3 separate regions of the Homo sapiens genome follow, and all the other regions are linked to region 2. The links are chromatin contacts, found by Hi-C or POLR2A ChIA-PET in ENCODE. All regions are on one chromosome and are shown on one strand. Each heading gives the region's core, a stretch centred on a gene start or an enhancer-like site at or near the end of the contact. The rest is flanking DNA. Distances are from core to core; before and after follow the strand shown.

Evidence for each region. Hi-C counts contacts between places; a loop is a spot of excess contacts on that map. ChIA-PET counts read pairs that join two places held with the same protein, here RNA polymerase II (POLR2A). Pooled maps may share reads with other maps.
Region 1: a loop to region 2 is called in a map of cardiac septum, with 3 times the contacts of the local background. The contact joins two enhancer-like sites. A Hi-C loop is called at or near these places in 5 of 168 maps with a recorded cell type or tissue (PC-9, ascending aorta, cardiac septum and 2 more) and 9 of 50 pooled maps. POLR2A ChIA-PET finds 5 or more read pairs at or near these places in 1 of 52 experiments (MCF 10A).
Region 3: a map of esophagus muscularis mucosa shows a loop between it and region 2 (2.2-fold over the local background). The contact joins two enhancer-like sites. A Hi-C loop is called at or near these places in 1 of 168 maps with a recorded cell type or tissue (esophagus muscularis mucosa), 6 of 37 single-sample maps with no recorded cell type and 9 of 50 pooled maps. POLR2A ChIA-PET finds 5 or more read pairs at or near these places in 1 of 52 experiments (AG04449).

Annotation. Positions count from the first base shown.
Region 1 is chr5:71,920,472-71,925,189 of GRCh38, forward strand. LOC107986382 (a long non-coding RNA gene) reads right to left here. Exons shown (of 3, transcript XR_001742515.2): 2 at 2,630-2,698. Among named protein-coding and RNA genes, the nearest start is that of MAP1B, 180 kb to the right of the region's middle. Within about 2 kb of position 2,245, at least 4 of the 41 ENCODE cell types and tissues checked have a DNase peak (open chromatin) inside an H3K27ac peak, as active enhancers do; they include PC-9 and ascending aorta, where a contact is called at or near this core.
Region 2 is chr5:72,306,048-72,310,586 of GRCh38, forward strand. The region is part of intron 2 of MRPS27 (mitochondrial ribosomal protein S27); the gene reads right to left. Among named protein-coding and RNA genes, the nearest start is that of MRPS27, 12 kb to the right of the region's middle. RefSeq lists an enhancer at 2,065-2,314 and a silencer at 2,365-2,654. Within about 2 kb of position 2,369, at least 40 of the 41 ENCODE cell types and tissues checked have a DNase peak (open chromatin) inside an H3K27ac peak, as active enhancers do; they include PC-9 and ascending aorta, where a contact is called at or near this core.
Region 3 is chr5:71,889,648-71,893,960 of GRCh38, forward strand. No RefSeq gene overlaps it. Among named protein-coding and RNA genes, the nearest start is that of CARTPT, 170 kb to the left of the region's middle. Within about 2 kb of position 2,409, at least 3 of the 41 ENCODE cell types and tissues checked have a DNase peak (open chromatin) inside an H3K27ac peak, as active enhancers do.

The DNA.
Region 1 (4,718 bases), core at 995-3,494, 390 kb before region 2:
CAGCCATGTTGACTTCTCATTAACCCCAGTTCCAAGAAGGCCTCTAAGATTTCCAGTTTATCTATTATTCCTTGTGTAAGAGCAGACACTTAACATAAATCCTGCCCTTAGGTCAAAGCAACCTTGATGTCATTGTACCTCAATTGCCCTACATATCCCTTCCAAATCACATGTACCAGTTTCCTATGGTATATAACCCCTGAATCTGGATAAGGGCAGGGATCCACCACCTTGTCTTGCTGCCACCTAAGACATAGACATAACTTCTGTTCATAAGTCATGATTAAATGTTTCTTTCTAAGAAACTGGATTTATCAGTCTCCTTCTTTTGTCTGTCAGCTTCCATGGACTTTGGGGGCAGGTTTGCATAGGCCTGCCCACCATGGAACAGAGGTGAAAGATCTCTAAAAGGAAAACTACAAAACACTGATAAAATAAATTGAAGAGGGCACAAACATCCCATGCTCATGGATCAAAAGAATTAATATCATTAGGAAGACCATACTGCCCAAAGATATCTATAGATTCAATCCAAGCCCTATCAAAATGCCAATGTCATTTTTTTCATAGAAATAGAGAAAAAATTTAAATTTGTATGGAACTGAAAAAGAACCTGAATAGTCAAAGCAATCCTGAACAAAAAGGACAAAGCTGGAGGCATCACACTACCTGACTTCAAAATATATTGCAAGACTATAGTAACCAAAACAGCATGGTATTGATATAAGAACAAGCACATAGACCAATGGAAGAGAATAGAAAATCCAGAAATAAATCCACATATTTCTAGACAACTGATTTTCAACCATGGTGCTAAGAACATACATTGAGGAGAGGACATGGGAAGCTGGATATCAATATACAGAAGAATGAAACTAGACTCCTATCTCTCACCATATATAAAAATCAACTCAAGATGGATTAAAGACTTAAACATAAGACTGAAACTATAAAATTAATAGAAGAAAACATAGGGAAAACACTTTATGGCATTGGTCTAGGCAAAGATTTTATCGCTAAGACCTCAAAAGCACAGGGAGCAAAAACAAAAATAGAAAAAATGGGATTATATTAAATTTAAAAAGTGTCTGCACAGCAAGGAAACAATCAACAGAGTGAAGAGACAATCTACTGAATTGGAGAAAATATTTTCAAACTCTTCATCAGACAAGGAACTAATACCCAGGTTATGTCAGAAACTCAAACAACTAAGTGATGTTAGGCATATATATATCATCAGGGAAATGCAAATCAAATGTGATATCTACCACAATGAGATATCATCTCATCCCAGTTAGAATGGCTATTATTAAAAAGACAAAAAAAAAAAAACAAGTGCTAGTAAGATGATGCAGAGAAGAGAAAATTTTTATACATGGTTGATGGGAATGTAAATTAGTACAGCCACTATGGAAAACAGTATGAAGATTCTCAAAAAGTAAAAACAGAGTTACCATATGACCCAGTAATCCCACTACTGGATATTTATCTGTAGGAAAATAAATCAGTATATCAAAGAGATACCCATACTCACATGTTTATTGCAGCACTATTCATAATAACAAATATATGGAATTAACCTAAATGTCAATCAATGGACAAATGAATAAAAAAAAGTGTTATATGTACAAGGTGGAATATTATTAAGCCATTGAAAAGGAATGGAACTATGTCATTTTGAGCAACATGGATGGAACTGGAGTTCCATTATGTTAAGTGAAATAAGCTAGACACAGAAAAATAAATTTTGTATGTTCTCTCTCATATGTGAAAGCTAAAAAATTTGATCTCATGGAGACAGAGAGTAGAATGATAAATACCAGAGGCTGGAATGGGGTGTGGGTGGGAGGGGAGGATGATGAGAGGTTGTTTAATGGATACAAACATACAGTTAGATAGAAGGTATATGTTTATATGTTTGACAGCAGAGCGGGGTGACTGTAGTTAGCAACAATGTATTGTATATTTCAAAGTAGCTAGAAGAGAGAACTTGAAATATCCCCAACATACAGAAATGATAAATACTCAAGGTAACAGATACCCCAAATACCCTGACTTGATCATTACACTTTCTATGCATGTAACAAAATATCATATATACCTCCATAAATATGTAAAATATTATGTATTAATACAAAAATGGCTGGCTGTTAATGAATATAACTAGCTTACCAGAGCCCTCTAGCTGCCCTCTTTCTGCAATAGTGATGACTAGGAAGTTGCTAAGCTTTTTCACCCTTGTATAGCACCTTGATATTTCCTGTGTGAGTCACACCATTACTATCCCTCCAACAACAGAGGCTGAAAAAAATTACACTCCAGGCCTTGTTTCTCACACAATAGGGCTTGGCAGCATGCTCCACCCTCAGATTCTATTCCTAGGGCTTACCCTCCAAGGAGTCTGCAATGGACTGGATGTTTTTGTCTCCCCTTTTTCCTCCCAAATTCATATGATAAAAAGCTCATCCTAATGTGATGGTATTTGGAGAAGAGGCCTTTGGGAGGTCATTAGGTCATTAGGATGGAATCCTCATGAATGGGATTCAGGCCAGTATAAGAAGAGGCCAGAGAGCTAGCTATTTTTTGCTCTTCTATGTGAGATACAATGAAAAGTCAGATATCTACAAACCAGGAAGTAACCTCTCGCCAGACACTGGATCTGCTGGCTCCTTTATCTTGGACTTGCCAGGCTCCACAACTGTAAGAAATAAATGTTTCTTGATAAAATAAATGTTTGTTGTACCAGTCTATGATAATTTGTTATAGCAGCCTTAACTGACCAAAACAGTAAATATATTACGTACATACAAGATGTGAACACAAACCAAAACTCCTTATTGAGTCCACTAAAGCTTTCCATGAGAGTTCTGAGAATAGTTCTGCCAAAACAAGTGTTGGAAGGAGTATGAAGGGGTTGCTGGAGCTTGGAGGTAGTGACCTACCAATTCAAATTAGATGTTATGTAGCTCATGGTAGATGTGTAGGTAGATAGCTAGCGCCCTTGATTGCCAATGAGTAAGCAATGTTAGTTGAAAAACAGAACTAGAATTAAGGGTAGTTCTGTAGTTAAGGATACAGATTCCCAGGGTACTCCACTATAATCCACACTGTACTTGCAAAGATTAAAATATTATTCAAAAGAAACAAAATTGTATGAAGGAAATTCCAAAATCCCATAGCCTTCATATTCCAAAACCAGGTTTTTTTGAAAAGAATTCCAGGATACATTTCAAAACAGAGAAGTTTCTAATTTTCAGATCATTATTCATTCTGAAGTTATGACAAAGCAACAATTGATTTGAACAGGTAATGCATAATTAATTGAAGTCAATAAATTAGAATTCCCCTTAAGACAGAATCAGTCCTTCTTGTCCTGGATCTTTGGCTGTTTTCAGCAGTTTTGTACTGAGCTAAACTAGATGGGAAGTTTTCCTTAAGAATTTCCAAGGAATGGGAAGAATGGTGAATACTTGGGAGTACATCTTCCTTAGGGAAGGAGAGAAAGGAATGTAGGTTGCACAACCAATATGCAGTAGGTGCTTTATAGATACTATTTATTCACTTGATGTTCTCAAATATCAAAGTTAGTGTTATTATTTTCATTTCGCATATATAGTTAAGCAAGTTGAACACGATCAGTTGACTATTAAGTAGAAGACATAGTACTCAAATGTGACCTGCTGGGCTTCAAAACTCATCTTTTCACTGTCAGATGCCCTGGTATCTATCACAGAGCATGAGTTATCTTCCTACTAAATGCAGATGGTTTAAGAAGAGAATGCAATAATGACTATTATAAGGTCAGCAAGAAGTTCTAGTTCTACAACTGAGCCCTAGAACTTTCTCTCTAAATACTTCAACAGGAGTCTTGTTTCTTCTAATGTTCAACTGCCTTCTGACCCAGGCTGAAGTATTCCTTTGTAATTGGCAGAGTTTCAATTCATAGTGATTCAGTAGTACAGAGAAATGGGTAGGCTTTGATTTTTCAATCCATTTCAGCCACCAAATCTCACTCTGCTCTCCTTTCTTTGGCCTCTAGTGAAGTTGTTGTTGAGCTTTAGTATACATAAAAAACAGCTGATGGAATTGTTTAAAAATGAATGTTTTGGCTTCTATCCTAGAAAGCCAAGAGGTTTGGGGTGAGGCCAAGAATCTGCATTTTTTACAAACATCTCAGGTGATCAGGGAAATCTGAGTTTGTAAGTGCCTTAATTTTCCTTATTACTCTCATTTTCCTTTTATGTTTTTGTTTTAATCTCACACTCTGTTGGGATTGGGATTTCTTTTATAAGCCATGCTCTTTTGTTCTCTGCACTTCTAGAACTGCCCTGCTAGTGTATGGTCTGGGGGTATGAAGGCTCAGGACTAAAACCAGAAAAACAGAGGTAACATCTAATAGCTAGAGGCTCTAAGAGGGAAAATGCTTCAGTTAGGAGGCATAGAAGAGGCTACTAAATAAAATGTTAGTGGTGTAATATTATTCTTCTGGAAAAAATATGGCCATATAGTCAAGACAAACACAAAAGAGGGACACAAACCTGAAGGAATCAAGCCAAAAAGGTAAAATCCCAGAACAAACTGAGGCTCGTGAAAAGTGGTAAGGGCAAAAACCAAGGGCTCTTAGGAAGCTACACAGGGATTAAGAGCAACGAAGAAATAAAGGCCAGGAGCAGATGATGTAATGTTGACAGACAGCAAGACAAGCAGCACTGCTCATT
Region 2 (4,539 bases), core at 1,119-3,618:
AACAGCAATGGATTAAAATGTCTCAATTATTTAAATCTATGAGTTCTTAATGACATTTTAAGAAGTCCTCATTCATCATTTTTGCAAGTTATTTTGAAAGCTAACTCATATACAAACTATTTCAGGGTAAGTAAACTGTTGATGAATGGAAGTTCTGTCATAAAAATTTCCTAGATAATAAATGAAAAGAAATGATAAAATTTAAACAGCAATAGTATGCAGCTTCAAATGAAATAACAAATCTAAGTAAAGATCATGAATGGCCTTTAACTTCGCAGAGGGGCAATCAAATGCTGTGTGCTTACTGACACAAGTAAACACTTACTATGAAGTATTTATACCAAAAGACAAAATAAAAAGTCCTGAATCTGATCAAGCCCCTTTCTCCAACTACCAGTTTCACAAGACATATGGAAGGCAGAGGAGCACGCTAAACACCACAATAAGGATGAAATCAGCAAATCTAGAATGTGGGAAACTCCAAAAAAGACCTGTTTTGTTCAATAAATAAATTGCAAAAAACTTACAAACTAAGATAGTTGAGACAACTCAACACATTGCAAGGTATGGACCTTATCTAGATCACATTTCAACAAACTAAATTAAAAAGAAATTTATAAGACATTTGGGAAAATGTGAACATTAATGGAATATTTAATATTACAGAAGTACTAGTTTTTTAGAATAGTATGATTAATTACGTTTTTAAAAATCCTTATCTTTTAGAGGTACATATCAAAGTACATATAAAAAAACCCCGATAATTAAGTTTGTTAAAAAGTAATCTGGTGAACAGGTGGGGAGTTGATGAAACAACACTGGTAGGGAATTGATAATTGCTGGAGCTGGGTGACAGTACACAGGGGTTTATTCTACTCTCTCTACTTCTGTATGTTTCTATTAAAAAGATTCAGAAAGAGTTAACGGGGGCACATAGCAACCAATTGTATTATACGAGGCTTTATTTGAATCCTGATTCAACCAAATCATAAAAAAAAAAATTTGAGAGTATCAGGGATACCTGAGCCAGGAGCGGTGGCTCACGCCTGTAATCCCAGCACTTGGGGAGGCCGAGGTGGGCGGATCACGAGGTCACGAGTTCGAGACCAGCATGACCAAAAAGGCAAGACCCCATCTCTGCTAAAAATACAAAAATTAGCCGGGCATGGTGGCGGGCGCCTGTAATCCCAGCTTCTCGGGAGGCTGAGGCAGGAGAATCGCTTGAACCTGGGAGGAGGAGGTTTAAGCGAGCTGAGATCGTGCCATTGCACTCCAACCTGGGCGACAAGAGCAAGGCTCTAAGAAAATAAAATAAAATAAGAAAGAGAGTATCAGGGATATCTGAACACTAACTGGATATTTCGTGATATTTACAACCCTATTAATATTTTAGGTGTGATAATGGTATTGAAAAGCACCCTTGTCTTTTGGAGATCTGTATCAAAATATTTACGGATGAAATGACTTACTGCCTGGGATCTCCTTCAAAATTATCCAAAGCATCGGGATGGGGAAACAGTAATAAAGATAAAATAAAGACTAAGAGCTGATAATTGTTGAAGCCAGGTGATGGGTAAAGGGGGCTCCTTATACCAAGGTGTCTACACCTTCAAATGTTAAAACACTAAAAAAAAAAAATCTGTGGCGTTAGAAGTCAGGATACCGGTTACCTTTGGAGAGACTAAGTGGGGGCCGCAATAAGGGCTTCTGGAGCGGTAGGAATGCTCTTGCTTCCTACACAGGTTTACTCGCTTTGTGGTAATTCATCAATGTCTATATTACGACTTGCACACTTTTCAGTATGTATATTATACTCCAATAAAAAAGTATTTTAAAGAAGAAATCGACTACTTTAATGTAGGCGGAAGATCCTATGGTAGAATCTCAGGTACTACAGCAATCACTGAGAAAGCTTTTTGGGCGGAAAGGAAAGTGAGGCTCTCGCCCGGTTTCCTCCTCTCCACGGTGGAACTGGCAGCGGCCCTGGCTGGCTGCTGAGAGCGCGGAACGGGGCGGCGTTCTGACGTTCGCGCCGGGGCCCTCTGGACGCACCGCGGGCGCAGGTCCTAGACAGCTGCATTGGCGTCCACCGCGGCCCCGGCGCTGGGAAACTGCCCTCACGCTAGGGCCCTCCCCGAGGAGCTCTCTGGCACAATCAGCCACGAGGACGAAGAGAGGGGGCACCGGAACCGCAAGCCCACTCCGAGAGGCCAGAACCTCTCTCTCGCCGTACTCCCCGGCAGGGCACGGCTCAGGGGAGACGGCGCTCTGGCACATGAAGCCCACACCCACACGCCGCAGTGTCCCTTGCTGCCTCGATCTCCAATGGGGATGGGAGCGGCGAAAGCCTCATATCGGCCCTCCTCCGTCCCCCAATCAGCGAGCCCGCTTTGAGCACCTCACGGCCCTCCGGCTGGCGGCGCCCAATCACAGCGCTCCACATGCTGGGCGCGGCCCTGCGCGCGCACGCTACCCGACAGCCCCGCGCCCACTCGCCGCGTTCCACCCGCGGGGCGGCGGATTCCCGCAGGGGCCACACTGCCACCTACTGTCCCATCTCCAGAGCTGGAGCCACGGGCGCTCTCCCTACCATGCGGCCTCCCTGCTAAGTGCCAGTAGCTCAACCCAAACGCTCAAATAAAAATGAGGGAAAACAAGTAGTGTCGTCGAGTAAAACCGAAAACAATGTCCATTTTGAAAAAAGCGGCAATAATTACCTTCCAGTACACAGTAGGAAAAAGTCTCAAAAGCTTTCTTTGTTCCAAGCAGTGTGAGTTCCAAAACATTATTTCACCTCACACGTTTTATAGAGGGCTAAAAACAAGGGGCTTAGGGACTCCTCAGTGCACATATTTCTGAAGCACCTGCATGTCAGACGGAGAGGCAGGCATTACCATCATCTCTAATTTATAGGCACAGAAACCGAGTGTGACAGCTGAAAGCCGCAGAACTGGGACTGACACCCAGAAGTCGGCCTCCCAAGTGCAGACTTCAGCACATCATACACAAGGAAGGCACAAAGTGCTGAAAGAATATAGGGCAGGAAACATCGATTCTGACTGGAGAGATTCAGGATATACAAAGATATTCTAGGCAGAGGGGACAGCTGTCTCGGTGGCAGGAAAAATTCAGTAAATGGTGGCTAGTACTGCTTTTCCAAGAAAACTAGTCTTAACTGAGGAAAGGGAACAAATGTCTCTATGTGATATTTACTCATTGCAGACTTTTTTTTTTTTGAGACAGAGTCAGCTCTGTCGCCCAGGCTGTAGTGCAGCGGCGTGATCTCTGGCTCACTGCAACCTCTGCCTCCCGGGTTCGAGCGATTCTCCTGCTTCAGCCTCCATTGTAGCTGGGATTACAGGTGTGCGCCACCACGCCCGGCTATTTTGTAATTTTAGTAGAGGCGGGGTTTCACCATGTTGTCCAGGCTGGTCTTGAACTCCTGACTTGATCTGCCTACCTCAGCCTCCCAAAGTGCTGGGATTATAGGCGTGTGCCACTGCGTGCTGCCCCGCTGCAGATTATTATACTCATTATTTGGCAAACAGTTACTGCTTACTCAGGTATCCATGACAATGTTCCCTGGATTTGTGTGACTGACTATACCCAACACCAAGACACCAAACCTAGTGGCCTCATTTCCTAATCTTCCCTACATACCTAGGAAAGTGTTAATAAGCTTTCCTGGAATTCGTCATTCCCTTATCTGTACTTCACTGCACTTTGCTTATAATTCACATATGGCACATCCGAACACGCCTTGCTGTATAACTATGAGTCCATACTGGTCTGATCACTAGAACAGTATAGTATTGGCCCTACAGAGCATTTTAGGATATGTGGAAGTTGGTCTTGATTGTCACAATGACTGAAAGGCATTACTGGCACTTAATGGACAGAAAACAGGGAATTCAGATGACCTGCAATGCTGAGACTGTCCCGTACATCAAAACACTGTCTCTAGTGGGAGCCAGGGCTGTCAGTATGGAAGACGGGAGATACAAATATGGACTGGAGCAAGGCAAGAAGAATCCCATAGGGATGAACTTGGGATTGGTGTGAACTCATTATCTGCAAAATATATATAGTATATGTATATGCATATGTGTACATGTATGTTTATGTGTATGTGCATTCATTTTTTTTCCAGAACTGTTCACTGAATGGGCCAAGAAGCAAAAATTTCACAGTAGCAAAAGGACACCTAGCACCTAGATCTTGGTTTCTAATGCCATTCCTCACCAAAAGTAACCAGAGCTCCTTGGAGAAATGGTTGATTCCAGGGCTAGGCCAGGAAGGGTACACAGTGAGCCTGAAACACCTTGTTATATGAGAGAAAGTAAGTTATCAAAAAAGAGGGGGGTGGGGGAAAATGGAAGCCAGCTTGAAAGGGCTTCTATCAGCCAAGTCTGGGATATTTAGACCACCAAAATAATTGAGAAGGGTAATGAATCATTTAAAAAATTCACAAATTGATGATTTAAACATAATGCATGATAATAAACAGATAAATGAGAAAGAAATGAGAGAAAAGGAAGA
Region 3 (4,313 bases), core at 1,159-3,658, 420 kb before region 2:
TTTCAATTATCTACATACTCATTCATATCCACCCATCCATCATGCTTTCCCATTCATTCTTCCACTGAGCATCTTCTATATACCAAGTTTCACAGCAGTATGAGGGTTTGCAAGCACAGAGATGAAAAAGAGAGTTTATGCCCATGAGGACCTTGAAGTCCAATAATGTGGTCTTATAGAGCAGAGTGTTAGATGCTATGAGAAAGGAATGCACGAGAAGGATGAGAGCCCAGAGGACAGCCCCTCTTCTAGGACTGAAGGTCGAGGGAAGTCTTCCTACAGGAGATGAGACTGAACTGAATCCTGAAGGATAAAGGCGGTCAGAGAAGGCTTTACAAGTAGAAGAAACAGCAAGTACAGAGATATATTGGGGTGGAGAGTTTGGCATGGTATGGGAACTGCAACCTGTTTTAGTACAGTCAGAGCATAGCATGCAGGATGGAGGTGGAGGGTGAAAAAAAATGATGCCAGAAAGGTGGGCAGGGGTAGGATCGTCAAAAGTCCTAGGAGCCATGGTAATGAGTTTGAACCAAGGGGAAATCCTCTAAGATAATTTAGAGCAGGAGAGTGATGAACAGATTTGTAGTTTTTGAAAGCTTCTTCCAGCTTCAGGGTGGAGGCTGGACTGAAGGAGGTCAGACTCACTGAGGGAAATGGGATCAGTCGGTGGCTGTCGCAGTGATGGTAGGACACAATGACGAAGCCCCAGCATTAGGTAGTGGTCGTGAAAGAGAGAAGGAGACAGTTCAAGACATGCCTGAGGAGTGGAATGGACAAGGCTTGTTGCTAGATGGAATGTGGAGGTGAGGGAGAAGGAGGAGGCTTCAGTGTCTGAGTGACAAGGATGTCACTAATTCTTGCATGTAACGTAGGAAAGAGGACAGCCTTGTGGGAGGGTGCCTTGAGTTCAGGCTCACCATCTAAATGTTGGGTGAGATAGAGATTTGAGAGAGCTGAGTGGGAGTGTGGTTGCCCAGGGAGAAAGTAGAGAGTTGAGGAGAGCTGGGCGCGGTGGCTCATGCCTGTAATCCCAGCACTTTGGGAGGCCAAGGCGGGTGGATCACCTGAGGTCAGGAGTTCAAGACCAGCCTGACCAACATGGTGAAATCCCGTCTCTACTAAAAATACAAAAAATTAGCCGGGAGTGGTAGTGCGTGCCTGTAATCCCAGCTACTTGGGAAGCTGAGGCAGGAGAATCTCTTGAACCTGGGAGGCGGAGGTTGCAGTGAGCCGAGATCATGCCATTGCACTCCAGCTTGGGCAACAAGAGCGAAACTCCATCTCAAAAGGAAAAAAAGAAACCAAGAGTTGAGGAGAGGAGAAAGCCGGCACCAAAACCCCAGGGAAACTGTATTTATTGAGAAGCAATGGAAGAGTAATTAAAAAGGAACCAAGGAGGAACAGCCAGAGATGTAGGAGTCCTGGCAGCCTGGGCAGCAGAATTCCCAGGAGTCACATGTTGTGAAAGGATGAGGAAGATGAGTGTGGAAAGGCACCCATTGGATTTAATGACAAAGAAGTTTCTGGCTGTCTTGTAGAAAGCATCTCTGGTGGGGTGAGGAGTGAATGGCATGTGAGGAAGCTGGTGTGGAGGGTGCAGGCGAGCCTACACCCATGGCTGTGAAGAGGGAGAGGTGGCTAGAGAGGAAGATGAGAAGGGCAGGTGACTGGTCTGGGGCTCACAGTGAGTTAATATATTAAATTAATTCATCCACCTAATTAGGTGCCTGTTATGCAGCATGTTGTGCTAGGCACCAGGTAGAAAGAAACTTAAGACATGCATTCCAATGTGTAAAATTCAGTGAGTAAAGCCCCAAAAATGCAGGATCAAGAGACCCACTTTCCTATATTTGCTAAAAAATAATGTGGTATAGTAAAAATGACACAGATTTTGGGTAAAAATAGATCTAGGTTCAAATCTTGACTTTCTTTTTGGCTATGTGATCTTGGGCAAATTATTTAATCTCTCTAAGCCTCAGTTTTCACATCTGTAAAATGGGAATAATAATATCCCCCATATAGATTTCTTGAGAAGATCTGAGATAAGGTCTATTAACTCTGTAAGGGTAAGGGATTTGTCTAAATTACTCAGTATCGTATCCCCAGTACCAAGCATAGCATAATGCCTGGCCCATAGCAGGGATTTAGTAGATATTTGCAGAATGAATGGATGACAGAAGGTATGTGAAGAACCTGGCATAGAGGAGGTGCTCTGTAAAGGGTAGCCATTCTTCCTCACTGCTCTGGGACCTGTGAGGATCTGTCACTGGATGCGTGAGGATGAGATAATGAATTACCAGGCAAAATGCTAAAGCCTCTGGTTGGCAATGAGACGTAGGGTGGATATCCTGTTCTGAATACTTGGCTCATGATGGGCGTGAATGGATAAGGGAAGCAGCTCGTGCCTGGCCAGAGGCAGGCCATCAACAGTCCTGTGCAGTACAGGGAGGCTGAGGGGAAGGAATGTTAGGCATGTGCTGACTTACATGTGACCTCAAGTGAGAGGGACAGGCTGTTCCAGTCATCTCATCTAGGTGAGCAGCTTCTAGCTCTCAGGCCTGTGACTCTCAGTGGCCTGGGTCAGCTCAAAGGTTCCTGCCTGTCCACAGGTGCTGGCCTTTTCTGGCTACTCTTCCCTGTTCACAATTTAGATGCTCAAGGCAGCAGAAAAGATAACAGCCAAAAGTGGAGGCAATTTACCTCTTTGTTAATTCCTGCCTGAATGAAAACAAAAAAATTGTTGTGTGTGTTTTCTCCCTGGAAATGTCATACCTCCTCAATATTTAAAAAAGTCCTAGGACAGCAAAAAGAAAAAAAATCACCAAATTGGTGTGGTTTCAGGGTCATGTTTTTCTTTTTTTCTACCTGGTTTTTAATATACTCTCTGCCTAGTTTCTTTTCTTTTTGGACTTGAGGAAGGCCAGAGCTGCTTTTCCTGGAAGAATGATGCTCCGTGACTGGCAAAACCAGTGAGAGAGACACTTCGGCACATTAAGAAGCCAGAGGCTCATTAGTGTCTATTTACTACCTTGTAGAATGCTCTCGAAGAAGAACCTGAGACTGTCATCTCCTGGAATGGGGCTCCCCAGAGCTTCCTCACTCAGGATGTGCATAATGAATGTAGCAGCCTGGGCAGGGGGAGGGCGTCACATGCTGGGCCTGTGGTCCCAGGGGCAGCCTCATCTTTCCCTGGCTCCTTCAAAAGCAAGGCATTATGGGCAGGGAGGGATGATTTATGATCTCCTCTCTTTGGGCTCAGCGTGGATGCTGTGGGAGGAAGGAGGCTGCTCTGCCCAGGGGCAGGAGCAGAGCACCCACACACCATGCAGAGGATCACTGGACACATCTCACATAGTCAGGGTTGGAGAAGAACTCATGATCACCTGATCAGCCTCTCAAGTCTACAGAGGCAGAAAATGAGGCACAGGGAGAAAATGGGGCTGGATGAAGGCCCACTCTTAGCCCATGCCAGAGCAGAGGAACATCCATTCATGCCTAATCCAATGCACTGTGCTGATTCACCTCTCTCAGTGGTGAATTTTCCCATCTGGAAAACTAGGCTGATATTGTAGATCCTAGCTTACAAAAACATTCTCAACTGGAATGTGAAAGAATACACAATTGGGAGTCAGAAGACATTGGTTTGGGTCCTAACCCTGTGGGATCTTGGGCAAGGCACTTTGCCTATTTGAGTCTCAGTTTACCTTCTGTAACATGAGGTGAATTATCAACAATAATAGCTAATATTCTTGAACCCTCACTGTGGGCCAGGCAATGTGCTAAGTGTTAGGGTTATTTCAATTATTCTTCTTAATAACCTTAAGAGGGAGGTACTATTATTCCTATTTTAAAGATGAGGAAACTGAGGTTGAGTTTAATTAGCTTGAGTAAGGTCTCAAAGCTAGGTGATAGTATTTATCGCACAAGGTTTATGTAAGAGTTGCATAAGCTGCTTATGAATGTGTTTTTCGATTATGAAATACACATGCAAACAATTTTCCATGTAAAAGTATTTTGAATTTTTTTGAGAAAAAGTCCTGAATGCCAAGTCATCACTGTTTGATCTTATTTGCCAAATGTTCTTTGAATTGCTGCTGAGTGTGAAGAACCATGTCAAGTGCTGGAGAGGAGGGCATGCTGCAACCCCCACTCTCATGGAGGTTACAGGTCAGCAGCTAACGCAGCCATCCAGGTAAAAATGACAAGTGGGATGTGAACCCAGGAGTGGGAATGGATGGTGGGTAAGGGAATGAGCTTTGTCTGGAACAGTGGTTTCTAACCCTGGCCAATCCCAGAGATTCTGATTTACCAGG